Linked DNA regions of Mus musculus: region 1 is linked to region 2. Evidence: chromatin loops called from intact Hi-C (ENCODE). Cell type or tissue: left cerebral cortex. All regions are shown on one strand.

What was found. Hi-C counts contacts between places; a loop is a spot of excess contacts. Peaks named below come from ENCODE experiments on the same cell type or tissue, not always from the same donor. Only the 100,000 strongest peaks of a DNase experiment are listed, where the experiment ranks them.
Region 1: a loop joins it to region 2, with 2.5 times the contacts of the local background. A loop is called at or near these places in 2 of 42 quality-filtered maps.

The regions. Positions count from the first base shown.
Region 1 is chr6:77,377,076-77,385,075 of GRCm38, forward strand. The region is part of intron 8 of Ctnna2 (catenin (cadherin associated protein), alpha 2); the gene reads right to left. It overlaps 6330415B21Rik (RIKEN cDNA 6330415B21 gene), which reads right to left and starts at 5,400. Exons shown (of 1, transcript NR_045141.1): 1 at 3,182-5,400. In left cerebral cortex, no CTCF peak of the experiment used is centred here; DNase peaks (open chromatin) are centred at 3,713, 4,471, 4,957 and 6,831; H3K27ac peaks cover 1,412 bases.
Region 2 is chr6:77,569,771-77,577,770 of GRCm38, forward strand. All of the region lies in intron 8 of Ctnna2 (catenin (cadherin associated protein), alpha 2), which reads right to left. Among named protein-coding and RNA genes, the nearest start is that of Gm38837, 31 kb to the right of the region's middle. In left cerebral cortex, a CTCF peak has its summit at 3,053 (motif pointing left); DNase peaks (open chromatin) are centred at 3,051 and 4,888.

The sequences.
Region 1 (8,000 bases), 190 kb before region 2:
GGGGGAGTCACCAAACCTCACTGGATTTATGGTCACACCTGATGCACTAAAGGGCATATTTCATCCCCGGTGAATTCTCTTGAGGCCCGGAACTGAGAATAAAGGACCTAACCCTCCTTGTTGAGGTCTAAGCGTTTATGAGGATAGGAGAGTAGTCCCTGTCCTACACTGCTTAATGAGTATTGGGCGATTGGGGGGCGGGGGGTAGGAATCACTCACACAAACCATGGCCTGCTTCCCTTTCTCCATCATCTAAATGACAAAGTAGTAAGGAAAGTGAAAGCATACTATATTTTTCATTTGAAACAGCTCCCTGCTTTCTTGGTCTTCTCTGATTGGGAGCAGGTGGTCCCTGAAACCAAGAGGATAACTTGGAAAGACTGGGGGAATCTAAAAAAAAAAAAAAAAAAAAAAGCGGGAGTATGTGGGGAGTATGTGTGCATGCTATTCCTCTTGACATGAGCAACCTAAGCAAGGGTGGTAGCTCACCTAAACTTGCTCCACTAGAGTGAGAGAAGAAGAGATGTGTGCAGATGACACTGGGAAGGGGCTAAATTCTAAATCTCTTTCCCCTGCTCTTCAGTTTCTCATTCTGAAGGGAAAAAATAGATTTTGCTCAGATTCAGATCTTTGAGTGAGAAGTTTGAAACCCTCAATCTTTCCCAAGCAATTCAGATCTGAAAATAAAGAAGAGTATTACCTTTCCAGGATGTGGTCAACAGGACCACAACTAGGCTGTGGTACACAGACTCATCCTCAGCAAAACACAGGATATGGTTACATATCTGCACTTGTCTTGGCATGATACCCTAAAGACAGTCATTGAAAATCATAAAGAATGAAACTTAGAGGAAAAAGATTCTCATCTAATTCTCAATTTCGTCAGCCATCTTTATGATGTGAATGTTAGACTTTAGTATAGCCCCTGGAAACCAAGACTGGCACATAGAGATTCAGCCCAAATACATAAGAGCCATTGCGAGCAGAAAGACTGAACCCCAAACTATCTAAAAGTAGATAAAATCAATTGAATAAAAGTGATATGTTCTCAAAAAAAGTGTGATATTCTCTGCTTAAAGCTATTGTAATATACAAAATTATTCTATGTAAAGTCATTATTTCCAGTTCTTGAAAGCTACTAGATAAATCTGAAAATATCATATTTATATCCTGAAGTGCTCTAGGACATCTTAAGGCATGATGGCACACAGTTTTCATAAGATAGAAGTTGCCATGCATTTGAAAGCTTACTTTGAGGCACACATAATAGCCAAAGCCTTTTCTGGAATAAGAGATAAAACTTTGAAGGGAATAGCCCACCAGGGGACAAGGGTTGAGATTGGGCTTAGAGTATTACAACACAGTATGGTCTCAATATGAGGAGTTCAGGATGGCTCTGCATATCTGAGGTTATTCTTGTGTCTATAGAAATTTTAAGATTGCTTTTCTATTTCTGTGAAGAATGGAGCTGGAAATTTTTTTTATTGGAATTGCCTTGAATCTGCAGACTGCTTTTGGTAGGATGACCAGTTTTGCAAGATTAACTCTTCTGATTTATGAGCATAAGAATTCTTTGCAACTTATAGTATCTTCCTTGGTTTATTTCTCCATGATTTAATATTATTTTATGGTAGAAGTATTTAATTTCCTTAGTAAAGTTTATCCCATGATCTTGTCTTGTCTTTTCTTTTCTTGGCTATTGTGAATGAAATTCTTCTTACAACAGGTTAGTTACAGAATTTCAGTCTAATTGCAGATCCACTGAATTGTAATCGGCATTGATAAGAAATGAAATCATTGCTGTGCACAGGGCCACTTTGTATGGTAGAAGACAAGACAGATGGAAAAGCTCCCAAGCAGTCATGGATGCTGAATGTTGTAGAAGCCATAGGCAAGTCATCTCTATTATCAAGAATCACCTCAAGGAAACACTTAAATGTGATTAGAACTAAGTAGACAAAAAATATTAGTATCTGCTTCATATTGAAAAATCATACAAACCGAGGAAAACACAGCAGCAGATGGTAAGTGACATAAATGCACAGAATAAGAGAATGGTGTCACATACTAAATTGGGGTCCTTGATCCTGGCTCATTTGCTTCTGGTTTCTCAATATCACTTTCGAACTAAGTTCCATAGACTTTTACTCCAGGCCTTATACATCAGTACTATTGCAGGCAAGCATCATAAATTGCTTAGCAATCTGGAACCCTGCTTATTTTGGGCTATATGCATGCTTATTCCTTTTCTAATGGTAATTTACTCTCCAAGACTGTTCTCTGCAAGTGCTACACACAATCCTCCCAACACCAAGTAGCATTCCGTGGAGCCTGTTAGCAATTTAGGACCCCAATTACATCGAGCTGTATGCATATTCCTCTCTGAGAATCTTTCCACTTTAACAACCATCTGATTTAAATAAAACCTATTCACTGTTACTCTACTAATGCCTAGACAGAGGTAAGATTCAGCAATCGAGAGGATAAGCAGATCCTTTTCTCTTAGAAGAGCATTAAGTACTCTAGTTAGAAATCTTGCTGTCAATCTTGGCAGTGGATCTGAACTGTTCTGTCACTTTGCTTTGAATGGAGCTTCCTAGATACTTAGCTATCTGTATAGACTTTGACTTCATTCTTCAATAAGGTCAAGAACTGAAACTGACCCTGACCATGAGAAACAGCCCAAGAAGTTGGGAGTCTTCTGCAATCAATTCTCTGGGAGAGGATATCAAGAAATCATATCAAGCATATGATTTTTTTGGTTCTAACAGAGGTTCGTATCAAGTCTCCCATCGTTTTCCTGTGCTTCGTAAAGTTGCTTTTCCTCCATGCAGTGAATTCTAAGCCATGGATTATGGATAGAACTACAAGATCTTCCTTCTGAGCTAGAGTTTAGGATGCTGACAATTTCATGTTCTTTTTTCTATCTGCATATCTGAAATCAATACATTACAATAGTCTGAATGCAAGACTCAAGAATACAGCTGTCCTTTATTAAGACACACATTTAAAAGGCTTGCAGTGGTGGGAAACAAAGACCCTGTTTCCATGTTTATTTTTCTTTGCAGACTACGGTTGCTTTTCCACAGTGTTGCTTATTTGTCATGTAATCAGTACATCTTTAGGTTCAAGTGTGTTGGTCCTTTTTGTTTTGATTAGATTTTTGTCTTTTTTTTTTTTTCCTAAGTAGCCCAAGCTGACCTGGAACTAATAACTGATTTTCCTTTCTTACTTTTCTCTATGTGCTAGCTCAAATTAAAAGTGTGGACTACCATTCATGCTGGAATTGATATCTTTTTAATTTTTTTTTTTAAATCTAAGTTCTAATACTTAACCTGGTCAAATCTATCGATAAAACCCACATCCTAAAGGCTCGCGAGGGCCAAGGGATCCTGGAAATCCAAGTTTGAGAGTGACTAATATTAAGGGCAGAGCACCCATGTACCTAGAGAGCCAAGAGATATAGATTGATGATAGTCTACCTGGGGTTCCCTCTAAGACAAAGAAGATTATGCTACAGAAATGGGATGTTAATTAATTTCTCAACATAATCTGATCTTAACAAGCAGAAAATACCATAGAAGCCTGACATAAATATGTGGCCGTAAATGCTTCATAGAGCATGACTTTCTCTCCCCCAGAACATAGTTTTATGTTAGACACCCTTCCCTTCCTAATCACACTCATAGCTCAGCCTCTTCTTGTAGCATGACTCTAGGCTCAGAGAAAGCCACAGCTATCTTCCTTTCAGCAGCTGCTCTTCAAGACTACCTCACTCTTCTAGGCATAGCCTGAGCTTGTCTTGCACTTAAGACAATGGGAGATTCACCTTTCCAATAGCAGACGTATCCTGTGACAGCATTTTATATCCTTCCAACATACCAGTAAACTTGTAACAGCCAAAAAGTCAAGCATGTTCTTATGTTCTTCAGGAAAAAGCCATCTCTCTCTCTCTCTCTCTCTCTCTCTCTCTCTCTCTCTCACACACACACACACACACACACACACACACACACACACACACACACACAAATACTGCAGAACTACATGTAAGTGGCAGGAGGGAAATAGTAACAAAAAAATCTCGGGATCATTGTTAATTGTTACCTGGCAGCAATGCTGTGGCCGGGAACATTCAAAACGTTCATCATGAAAATTTTGCAACAATCCGATGGGAGAGACAATAGTATCTTTTCGGTATTTCAGAAAAGCAAAGTGAGGCCCAGAGACAGTTGAAGGTTGCCAAGCTGGGCAGTGGTAATTTGTGCTCTTATTATCATATTGCATGCACTCTTTTATTTCAGAAAGCACTATGGATTTCATTGAAGTTATACAATTGTGCACTTCTGCCATGCATGCTACCCACAACTCAGCCTGTTCCCCACATAAAACCTTCCCTTCTGAAGCAGAAGCTGGTGCTGATTTTTACAAAATTAGCCATAGCCTTCTCTATCTTTCTACTGTTACATTTGGTGTGATGCTTCATTACTGGGGCATGTGGTATGCTAATTAGTTCTTTTATAGGAATGGGAGTTGGGAGAAAGGAAGCAGTAAGGAGAAAAGGAAACTGAAGGAAAAGCTGATGCAGAGGAGAAACAGTGCAACATCCTTCACAGGAAGGACCATAGAGTTCCTTCCTTTCCAACTGTCACAAGCTCTGCTTCCCTTTCAGGGCCATTGCCGTAGTTTGCTAATCATCTCACTTCCAGTTGGCCTTGCATAGATGTACAGGAAAAAGAGTTGGTATTCACAGACAGATATGAAAAAATGGAAAAGAAAACAGTAACGGGATTTTCTTGGTTTTCTTTTGTTTTTAATTTTTTTTTTTATCTTAGCCATGAAGACAGCACCTAGACAGAACAACAAATACTGAGGAAGGATAGCCAACCACATAGGCTGATATCTGGAGATATCTGGGAACATTTCAGTGAACATTTGAAGATTGTGGCAGACAGGCCCAGCACCTTTTGCCTTAGGCATCAGAATCTCCATGTAGAAATGCAGAGGAAGGAAGACTGAAGTGACACCTTTCCTGGCTCCAGGCATAGCAGAAGCAGCCAGTCAGTAGGTACCAGGGGACTGGCTACTGAATGCAGCCACAGATCTTGTTGTAAAGTCTAGCAAGGAGGGCTGAGTGAGAAAGTAGAAAATGCTAATGTCATATAAACAGCTATTCAGACTGCTGGTTATAGATGCACTGATTAGGTCCACTGGTAAATTCTAAAAGATTTTTGGAAAAAATTATTAGGGTTGCATTTGTTAAGAAGACATTCAAACTAGAAATAAACAAATAAATAACACAGAGAATCAAATTATCCTGGGTTTAGCATTACATAATTCTCATGCCCTGTTCAAGAATCCCTGGGCTCTCAAATTGAAAGTTGTGTAAGTTTAAGCTTGGGACTTGCATAGACTCAAATATCCTAGCTTTCTGTGTGTTTTGCTAATATGTTGAGAATAATAAACTACATTTTTGTTGGGGGAACTTATGTTGTCATTGTCAATCTTGTCTGTTAAGCACATACAAGCAAGGATCATGGCGTGGTACCTACTTGTGTTTCTTTGATTTCCCTTGTCATTTGGGAGAGCTTTTCATATGCTGGCTGGGTAGTTTGCTGTAGAATAGCAAGTGTTTGGTTCCTAATAATTTCGAGCTTTAATAACAAAAAATTCAATGAATGGGAAAGGTTGTTTTATTGTTAGTTTGTTTTGATTTGATTTTAAATAATTTCCATGTTGAAACATTTGTGGATTCCCACAGCTTGACAGCAGAGTGCATGTTTGTGGGTTTATGTAGTTAAAATGAAAATCAGCTCTTACTCTAGAAAACTTACAGTAGTTTTGAGGGCAACAACGCATACATACACACACATGTTTGAACACATGCATACCATACACACACATACATATTAACACAGAGAGTGATACACATACAAACACACACACACACACACACACACACACACACACACAAGCTGTTGTGTAACTAGACCCTCAAAATTGAAACATTCCTGCCTAGATGGAAGAAAAAAGTTTGTAAGCCTCAGGAAGTTAAGAAATGTACAATGACAGGACACTAAGCAACTAAGCAAGCTACACAATTCACAAGGTCCTCCATAATGTTATAAATAAAAACAATTAACAGTTGTTGGAGAGAGGAAAATTTTGGCTGCAGCAGCTCCAGGGACGCCGGTTCTGTGAGCCATCACCTGTACTGCCTTCAAGTCACTTGTATTCCTGAGAATCACCCATACTCCCATAAATAACTCTAAAAATATGCTGAATACAATCTGCAGAACACACAAATTTTTATGGTGATCTATTATTGTTACCTTGTCCAGAATGAAGAGACATTTGTTCACATGTCCCCAGTTAAAGTCACATAACTTACATATACATACACATGTACAAAAGAGTACTTATGCATGCATGTGTCTCTGTGTCATGTTCACAAAATAGAATGTCAAGAAGCTAAATTCCAGACCTTGATAATGATCTAGGATTGACTGCCTCCACTCTGATGTCCTGGGTCTCCTCTAAAGATACCCATAGGCAATGCAGAGATGGAAGGTTTCTGAGGATCCAGCAGTCTTCATTCATCCTGCAAAACTAAAATCTGGAAATCCAGCATAACATGCCCAGATCCTTTCGATCAAATGTTCATTGCCTTTCATCATGTTCCCCCTTAATGGCTAGCCAGTAATTTTCCAGAGAGTGAAACACAGAAGTGGCTGCATTGCCATCTGCACCGGTTCTTGGACATTTGTCTGATGCCCAGGCTCGTGCAGCAATGAAAGAGTGGATGGGGGAGGCAATGCTGCAGTGCCAGCAACAGCAATGACTATGGAGACATGGCAGCAATTTTAGTGGCAGCAGCAGGTGGAGGAGGAAGAGTGGAGCTTGTGATAGAAGAAACAGTGCTGGCTGCAGGGCCTGACACCAGGCCCACAAACCTTGACCATACTCCAGGAACAATAAGCTATTATAGAAAAACCAGACCATTAAAAACAATGGGAGCTTGGAAAAAAACACACTACACCACCTGAGGGAAGAAACAGCATCGATGCTGGAGACATGGCTCCCAGTTTAGAATTTGCTAGGAGTACAGAAGCAATGAGTGAGGCATAGATTTCTCATATTTCCAAGATAAGAATTTTATAAACCATTTGTGGCCATATTTGTATCTTCAAGAGTATGGTTTATGAGTGAACATCATTTTTGTGGCTTTTACTATATATTTCTCAGCAGTAGAAGTCAAGCCTTGTAGTGAATTATTACTCTTTTTCCCCCCAGAAACTTGATCTATTTCATAGCTATGTCTCTTACATTAAAACATTCCTTTTTAGAGGAGGAGACGCTTTGGTGACGTTGCTTGAAAGTTAGGTAAAGAGCTTCAGGGATATGACTGTCTTGAGTCTGGGGTGAGCATTTCACTAGAACAGCGGCCATGGAATCACCCATGTTCCTATTAGAAGCCCCAGTAAACTCACTGATCCACCAAGATAGACTTAGTTGGAATAGTTTCTTAGATCTTTTGCTGGTGATCTGTCTGGGGTGAACAGGCACTTGTTCATGTCGCCTTAGGAAAAGTCACACGTGACCAAAATTTTAACTCTAGACTCCATGCCTATGAACATCATTCATAAATGTGCTGAGGTTTGTTATGAATTTGAATCCAGGTAAATAATTCGATTAACAGCATTAAGAGTGGAATGTAGAAGTGAAAGATGAACTGTATGTTGACCTGAAGGGAAAGTATATATAGATAGAGTAGAAAGGTATGATGGATTTCTGGGCTGCCAGAAGGCACTGAACATAGGAGAAAACTATCTACATTGAGCGACATAGGAAGAGGGAACATGACAGAGAAAAAATGAAGAAATCCCACTGAGAAATGCATCCATGTAGCAACGTGGATAGCCTTTGTGCATTACAGTTAAATATGTGGGAAACACACTGAGCTTTGCCTTTGAGAAGAGAAAGTACGAAGCCTGGTTTCC
Region 2 (8,000 bases):
AAGATGAGAAAATATGCAGTTAATTTTAATGTGTTCTTATGTGGAGTACTATTATTTTAAAGATACAAATAATTAAACAAACCAATAAACTTCTTTTTGAGGAAAGTTAGAAATATAAAGTGACTCCAATTGGTCTTTGCCCTTCTAAGACTGGCAAAGCCTGTGTCTGCAAGAGAATTCCAACACATGAGCTGAAATGAAGAATATGCTCAGGAATGCTCATTAGTGAGTGTTTACCAGACTTAATGAAGTGTACAGGACAGGTCTGCATTCTGATTGGAAAGCATTCTCTCCTTCTCTACTTATTAAACATGACAGTTACTTACGATGAATGCTTCTCCACCCCGATAATGTCCTTCGTGTGCTTCAGTAGCTTGTGTGTTTCCAACACACTTGCATGTACTTGCTTTTCCCTCTGCTATAACCAATTTCCAAACTTAGATTTCTTGGCACCAAGTCTATGGTTCTGAGAGGCTGGAGAGATGCTCAGTGATGAAGACCCTCTTCCAGATGACACAGGTTTTATTCCTAGCATCCATGTAGCAGCTTACAAACATTTGTAATTCCACATCTAGTGGATTCAACTCCTTCCTTGGCTTCTGAAGGCACCGCATATATGCATGCATGATGCTTATACATATTCATAGGCAAAACTCTCATACATATGGAGAAATAGTCAAATAATTTAAGAATAAATGCATTGAATTAACTCAATCAGTGGCACTGAGCCACAGGTCAGTAATACCATAAACTCTCCAGAGTGTCTTAGCAGTATACCTAACCATTTGATAGCTTATTGAATGTGTAAATGAGTAGACACTACAAAACTCTACAAAGCTCCAAGCTTTCTCAGAATGTTTTAGTTGTCATCTTAACATCATGTCCTCACATAATTTTATTGAGTAAAGTATGCATTCTCTTCATTATTTTTGTTAATTAAATGAAATAAGATGTTTTGATTTTCATGATTTTAAGAAGTTTTTGAATTAATGATTAGACTATACGGTATATGTTTTTCGTTCCTGTTTCTCCTGAACTCCCTGCACAGTGCCCAGTACCTGAGAGAACGTCAGTAAGTATTTTCCTGTGATCAATCAAAATCTGCCTTTATTGAGACATCACAGAAGAAGAGATCAGCCAAAGCAGGAACTAGGGTGTCATGGACCATTTTCTTAATGGGCAGAACATGGCTGTTATATAAGAACTCTCAGCGTCTATGAAAATCATCCCAAGGCACACAAAGAGTAGACCCATTAACACACCATCACAGAATGTAGTTATGGGCTTGTGAGGCCATATCTTCCTTGAGGACTCAAGTGCAGTTTCTCCTTGCTGAGGGAAGGAAGCCATTTTCTTCAATGTGTAGCCACTCGTTGGATATCTCTGCTGCTGTAAATCCTGCCTCTCAAACCCCTGCTCTTGTCTACAACTATAGTGAAACTCAGTGGGTCGACAATAGAATAAGTAAGGAGCTGGTAATGGATGGATATAGACAATAGAATAAGTAAGGAGCTGGTAATGGATGGGTGCTGGTTGGAAGGAGAAAGGTGATCTGAAAGAATTCAGGAGGGCAAAAGAGGTATGGAGTGGAATGACCAAAATACATAAAAAATGTCATAATAAAACTCATTATTGTATATAACCTATAAATACCAGTTAAAATGTGAAAACCAGTTATAGCTATTTGCTGATTTCCTGTCTCATTGGCTTCTATTTCAAGCAATTTCAGGCTACAGAATTTTATTTTATCACAAATTAGTCCTGGCATTTAATTAATGGGAAAATCTGCTCTCAAAAATCTCAACCATTCACATGGATTATATCATAACCAATACTATTTATGTAACACAGCTTATCAACTATCTTTCAGCATACTGTATGCTAATTAGGTAAACCATAGCAGTATTTTCTCGCTTTGACTTTTGGAAACCATTTTAGAATCTTGGCAGACCTGTAGCAGAGGCCACTGGTACCCTCAAATACATCAAATTTCAGGACCATCTTTATTTATTCAGAACTTACATTGTTTGGGGAAGTAGTGTGTATAGATTAAAAGAAACACAAAACACTAGTGCTTTTCTACACACAAGAACTGCCAATGAGGTAAGGAAACCCCAGATGATGTCAGAAGGAAACCTTACCAGCAGGTGCGGAGACTTTGTTCCAGCTTTTCCTACCTGGACTTGGGGTGCACAACAAAACAGAACACAGAATAGACATGATGTCAGAGCTGCCAGATGGAAGCAACCTGGGATACTGACAGTACCCTAGCATCTCTGAAGGACCATGTTTGCCTCTGGGCGTTTCTTTATGTGTGATACAAAGAAACTGCTGCCTCTCTAGATCACAGTCATTTAAGTGTCCCTTATTAGTAACTGAATTGCAGGCCGGATGGATTGTTCTGCTCAGCTGTGTGTGCAGGAGAAGTCACATTGTTCTTAACTTTCTCTTCTGAATGGCTAGCTGTCTTGTGACCTATGTGTTCATTCTCAAGGACTTCTCTGAGGCTAGGACACAATGAAACCTTATTCCCTTTTCCAGACTGTGTTGTTCTTCCTGTATCAAGTTCAACAGTCCTGGTAGATTCTTTTCAAAGCACATTCCACCCAATTTTGCTACATGAGGAATCAAAAGTAGAAAACAATTAAGACTCTTAGCCAGACTGAGAGGACTCCCAATTCATTCTGCCTCCCCCTTTTGCTGGAGATGTGACAACCACCTCCGTGATGCAGTGCCTTAGGTAAGCGGTCCCTAATGTTTAATAGGAGGTATGTTACTGTCACAACGCCCTCCTTAGTCATCTCACTCCCACTCTCAGGGTATCTGTCTTCCCGGGTCAAACCCTGATGGTTTAGTGATGAATCCTATATTTTTGCACTTATCAGTACTATGAGTGTTTGAATGGTCCCCCTCCGGGTTCCTTTCAGGGTCTTGTGAGAACTTGAGAACAACCTTTTAGGGGAGTCTTAAAACTGAGAGGAGAAGACGGGAACTGGCAAGGCACTGGACCTGAAGGCTGTGGTGCAGGTTACTGGATCACTCTGCCATCTACTGGAGCTGAGGCAAAAGACTGCCTTCCTAGTTTGGGGATTTCTATTTCTGTGTGTCAGTCAGAGGGAGTTGTCATAGCCCCAGTGTCTGCTGCAGGTGTTTGCTGGCTTCACAACACTAGATGAGGCAATGGCCTTCTCTAATGCTCATGGTCTTCAACTCTGAGAGTTCGTTAGTAACTGTCCTTTATCTTCTGGATGAGTGATGGTTACATGAGAGGATCGATATAAAAACCTTCTGCCCAGAGCTTGGCTCTAAATAAATGGTGTGATGCTCAATGCTACCATTTTACTACAAAATTCTAATTTGAGAAACTGTACCATGGGAGCCAAGAATGTCTACAGCTTGTTTTACAAGGCAGTTTTCTCTGTCTGCTGTGGGGTTTAGCAGTAGACATCCCCCAGTATTCAAGACCTGTATGCCAGTTTACCTCATGTGACTCTTACTAGTGAAGTGACATCATTACAGACATCCCGTTGCCCATGAAGCAGCCGTGTAGGTGTCCCTGGATAACGTGTCAGATTTTAGTAAACCACTCTGCACATGCAGAGTGAACATCCTGTTTTTGTTTGTTTGTTTGTTTTTGACAGGGTTTCTCTGTGTAGCCCTGGCTGTCCTGGAACTCACTTTGTAGACCAGGCTGGCCTCGAACTCAGAAATCCGCCTTCCTCTGCCTCCCAAGTGCTGGGATTGAACATCCTGGTTTTATCAATCAGGCTAAAAGTGGTAGGACAGCCCTTTACTCAGTAACTTAGGATGCTGTGCCAAGAGAAATCCAAAGTCAGGGCCTTTGTGAACTAGAGTGAGTTCAAAGCCACTGTGGGCGATATAGTGAGACATTATATGAAAATAAGAAGTGGTAAGAAGGCTGGAGATGGGGCTGAGGAGTAGATTGTGTGTCAAGCATGAACAAGGTCCTACATAAAACCTTTATTACTGGAAATTAAGCAAACAAAAACTTCATTAATAGAGCAGTATAGGATTAGCAGATATTATAACTAGTTGAAGTTCAGCTCACAGTTGAAAGAAATAGTGATACAAGGATAGTCACATGAAAGAATAACTTTTAAACACAGGCTTTATGGAAAACCCAAAAAGGTTAGTGACACTGAGAAAGGTTAGTGAAGCTTGTGTTAAAATTTCAATAGTAGCAAAAAATTTGGCTCTAAAAGTCATTCGCAGAGACAGTGCTGAGACCTGCAGCAGCTGTGCAAGGTGACTTGGTAGTCACCTCATTGTCCAGAAACAGAGAAGCACAGGACTATGGCTCTATGCCTTGGTGCATAGTCTATAATGACATACTGTGGCTTTATTCTCTCTGTATAGAGCTCATTCCTGTGGGATAAAAAAAAACTCCAATGTAAATGTATGCTATAAGAGGAATATACACTAATACATATCAAATGCATTCACATTTATTTCCTGGACAAACGCTCCTTTGAAATGGAAGAGTTCTCTTTCTTTAATGGTTTCTTATTATTTGAAAATTTCATTCATGTATGCAATGATTTTGTTAAAACCTATTTCTTACTGCTTGTCTCCAATACCCCCCAGAATCCATCAAACTCTGCCTTCCTCCTGACTTCATATCATAATAGCAATTAAAATTGCTATTATTATTGATTTCTCACTGAGTTCAATTACTCCTGGCCATGTGCAAATGGATGTAGGCTCATCCACAGGGGTATAACCAACCTCCCAGCAGCCACATTCCCAAAGAAAAGTCTCTCTCTTCAGACTATTGTATAATTAAAAATCAGGCCCACTCAGCAAGAGGGACACTATGCCTGGTGCTGGAAACCGAGCTACTAAAATTAGCACATGAGCTCCATACGTGCATTTTATAACCACATTACAAGAAGAATCAGGAGGCTGAGAATGGTGGCTCCCACCTTTTATCTCAGCACTCATGGAGCAGAGGACGGAGAACTGTTGCAGTTTGATACCTGCTCCATGTGCACAGTGAACTAACGACCAGTCTGGGCTATGCAATGAGACCTAGTATGGAAGACTGGAAGAGAGAGGGAGAAAAGAAAGAATGAAGAGAGTGAAAGAACAGAGTAATTTCTTAAACACATCTATTCTGTAAACAGATTAGGTAAATAAAGGAAAGGGAAAGTTTGAAAATGACAAGCTTAGAGAGTTCTAGCATAAGACATTACAAAAAGATACTGCAAGCAACTTCAACTATCCTTGTTTGTTTAATCAGGTGTTCAACACATTTAGCTATTATCACCTGTATGGCAGCCTTTCAGATTTTTGTTTAAAAATAATCACCAATGAAACAGTAACGTATTCAGTATGCATGCATTCTATCGGTTTAGCAAGACTTGACTCTCTTTGCAAACAGTTATGGAAGAGAATACAAGATGCATCTCTGCTCTTCCATGGCCCAGGTTGTATGACCACAGTAGATATCACAGTTCATCCTGCCTGTTAATGGCAATCCTCCTGCACTGCTCCAGGACGCTGTCTGCCAGGGGCAGTTGTCTGATCTTAAGGCAGGAGTCACAGAAAGCCAACAGTTTGTATTACACTAATGTATTTCTGATCAAGTCTACCTTATCTATTTATTCAATTAATCTTTGAAAACCAATTAAAATCTAATTTATCTGATCTCTGGATTCTGAACACTCTTTGGCCATGAATCAAACATTCTGTAGTAACTACATTATTACACATTGTGCCCTAAGGTGTCCAAGACAGCACTTTTAAAAAACTTGGTAAATGTCATTTAAAGCTGTAGCAATCTTGCTGTAGAAGTCTCAGGCTCATTTTCAAAAGAGATGCTTTGTCCTTAAGTAAAAAGTACATATGATAATTTTTGTGCCTCTGGTTGTAGTCATAATTTATGTGCATAAATGTGAAGAGATCACTCTTTGTACATTTTGACTCATTCTCGAACAATGTCAAATGACAAAACTTTCTGTCAGGTATCAATTACACACACACATGTTTTCAAGTGTTCTACATTGTAAATCTTCTGATATATATACATGAAATAGTATTATTTGGTATGTATATCTAAGTGGGTGACAAGTATTGTGATTTATCTATTTATTCATGTAATTTGAAGGAGTATTGCTGTGCATTCCTGTGACACCTAAAAGTCATGACCATTGCCATCCTCATGCCAGACTCCCGTATGAGCCCACCATACTTGACTTGTTTCAAAAATTGTATTTTCTGAAACTTAACATAATAAATAGCATTGATTAAGACTCTTAGTTCAAGAAGTAAATCACTGGAGTAGATGTCTTTATTCATAGCATATAGATTTGTAAAACCAGAAGGCTTGTTTGCCTTCATAAAGCAAAGAGCAAAGGAGATTCCCTTCTTTCTACTTCCCAGCTCCTCAGTGGTTGGGAGAAGGGACCAGGATAGGGGGCTGACATTTATGAATGGCATTCATGCTAATGATCTCAAGTCAAGTCACTCATAAATGTGTTGATAATGTTTAATGTTTACAGTAAGCACGGGAATTCAGAGTTGCAGCTTTAACAATCTGAGCAATGTGGTGAGGATGACATTTAATGCAACTGCCTTTGCTAAGAGTACCATCCTTGTGATCACATAACACAAGGAGTTGTGGGCTACAGCCACCATGACAAAGGCCCTTCCTCTGGAAACCACAGTCAGAGTAGTCTCAGAAGGCCACAGAAGGTCTAAAACAGCAAACCAACTCTCACCAAGAAACGCTAATAGGAAGTGAATAGAGTACTGAGTAGAAGCAATTTGCTGAGAGAGAGCTAAGGTCTTCTGTTAACTGTCTTGCAAGTCTTCCCATTAAGTCTGGAATAAAATCATTGCTTTTAGCTTTCACCTCAAGCAACTCAGCATTTTGTAACCTTCCTTTTTAGTAAAGGGGGCTGGCCTTAGGCAGATGTCGGCATGTGCTTCTTCTGTGATTTTTATTTTAATAGCATTGCATTTGGTTTTGTGGTAATATTCTATCTGATGACACCACTGTATTGTTTAAAGGGATAGCATATAGTTTTAACTTTGTAAAATACTTGTGATTTTACCAGAGAGAAACTTTAATGAAATATTAGGTACTGGGAGATATATTTCCAGTAAGAAACTACAAAGGGAAGGCACAGAGCTACATGCTCCATGAAGAATATGGAATGAAATCTTAGATTGTCTTCCTGGTTGTGTGGACTGCTCACAACTCAGATGCAAGCCCATGTTTCAACTTTCATATATAAGCTTATTAGAAACACTGATAATAATTTCCATGATAGAAGTGTCAGACCCTGTTATTTTCTGTAGTCAGGCTTGAAATCCTTAACTAAGAATACAGTTGAAATTGTATATATTTCAAGATGGAATGTTGATATTTAATATAAATTGGCATGCCATTTTATTATAATGCCAATAATGCCAACAAAGTGAATAAAAAACATCCCTGTATTCAAATTCTCACATGGCTTCTTGGGGGTGGGGATTCAATTTAATGAGAAACTTTGAGGCAGGGCTTGAGAAAACACTTCTGTAGGCCAATGACATTTTCTGCTATGCCCAGTTTCATCTCAGAATATGTATCCCTTGTCAGGTCAAGACTCAGGGTTAAGTCTGATTAAGATTAAGTTGTTAATGTCTAAAACAAACAAACAAACAAACAAACAAGCTCACTTAAAATAGACTCTGAGTACAGCATCACAGGAGAGAAAAGAACGACGGAGGTAGGAGGAGAACATACCAGACTTCAGGAGTCAGAACTCGGTCTGTGCAACCCCTGTCTGGGCACAGTATCCAATGCCTATTCACTGGTTTTTAACATTTTTTAAAGGCACCCAAAATGTAGCCCAAACACTTAGAAAAACGAGATCAACTATAACAGAACGGAAATAGGATGCACAATAACAAGTTAAAAGGCCAGTATGAAGAATAAAACACCCAGTGGGCAACTTAAGCTAAGTTTGGGGCAAGGATTGCAGAAATGGCCC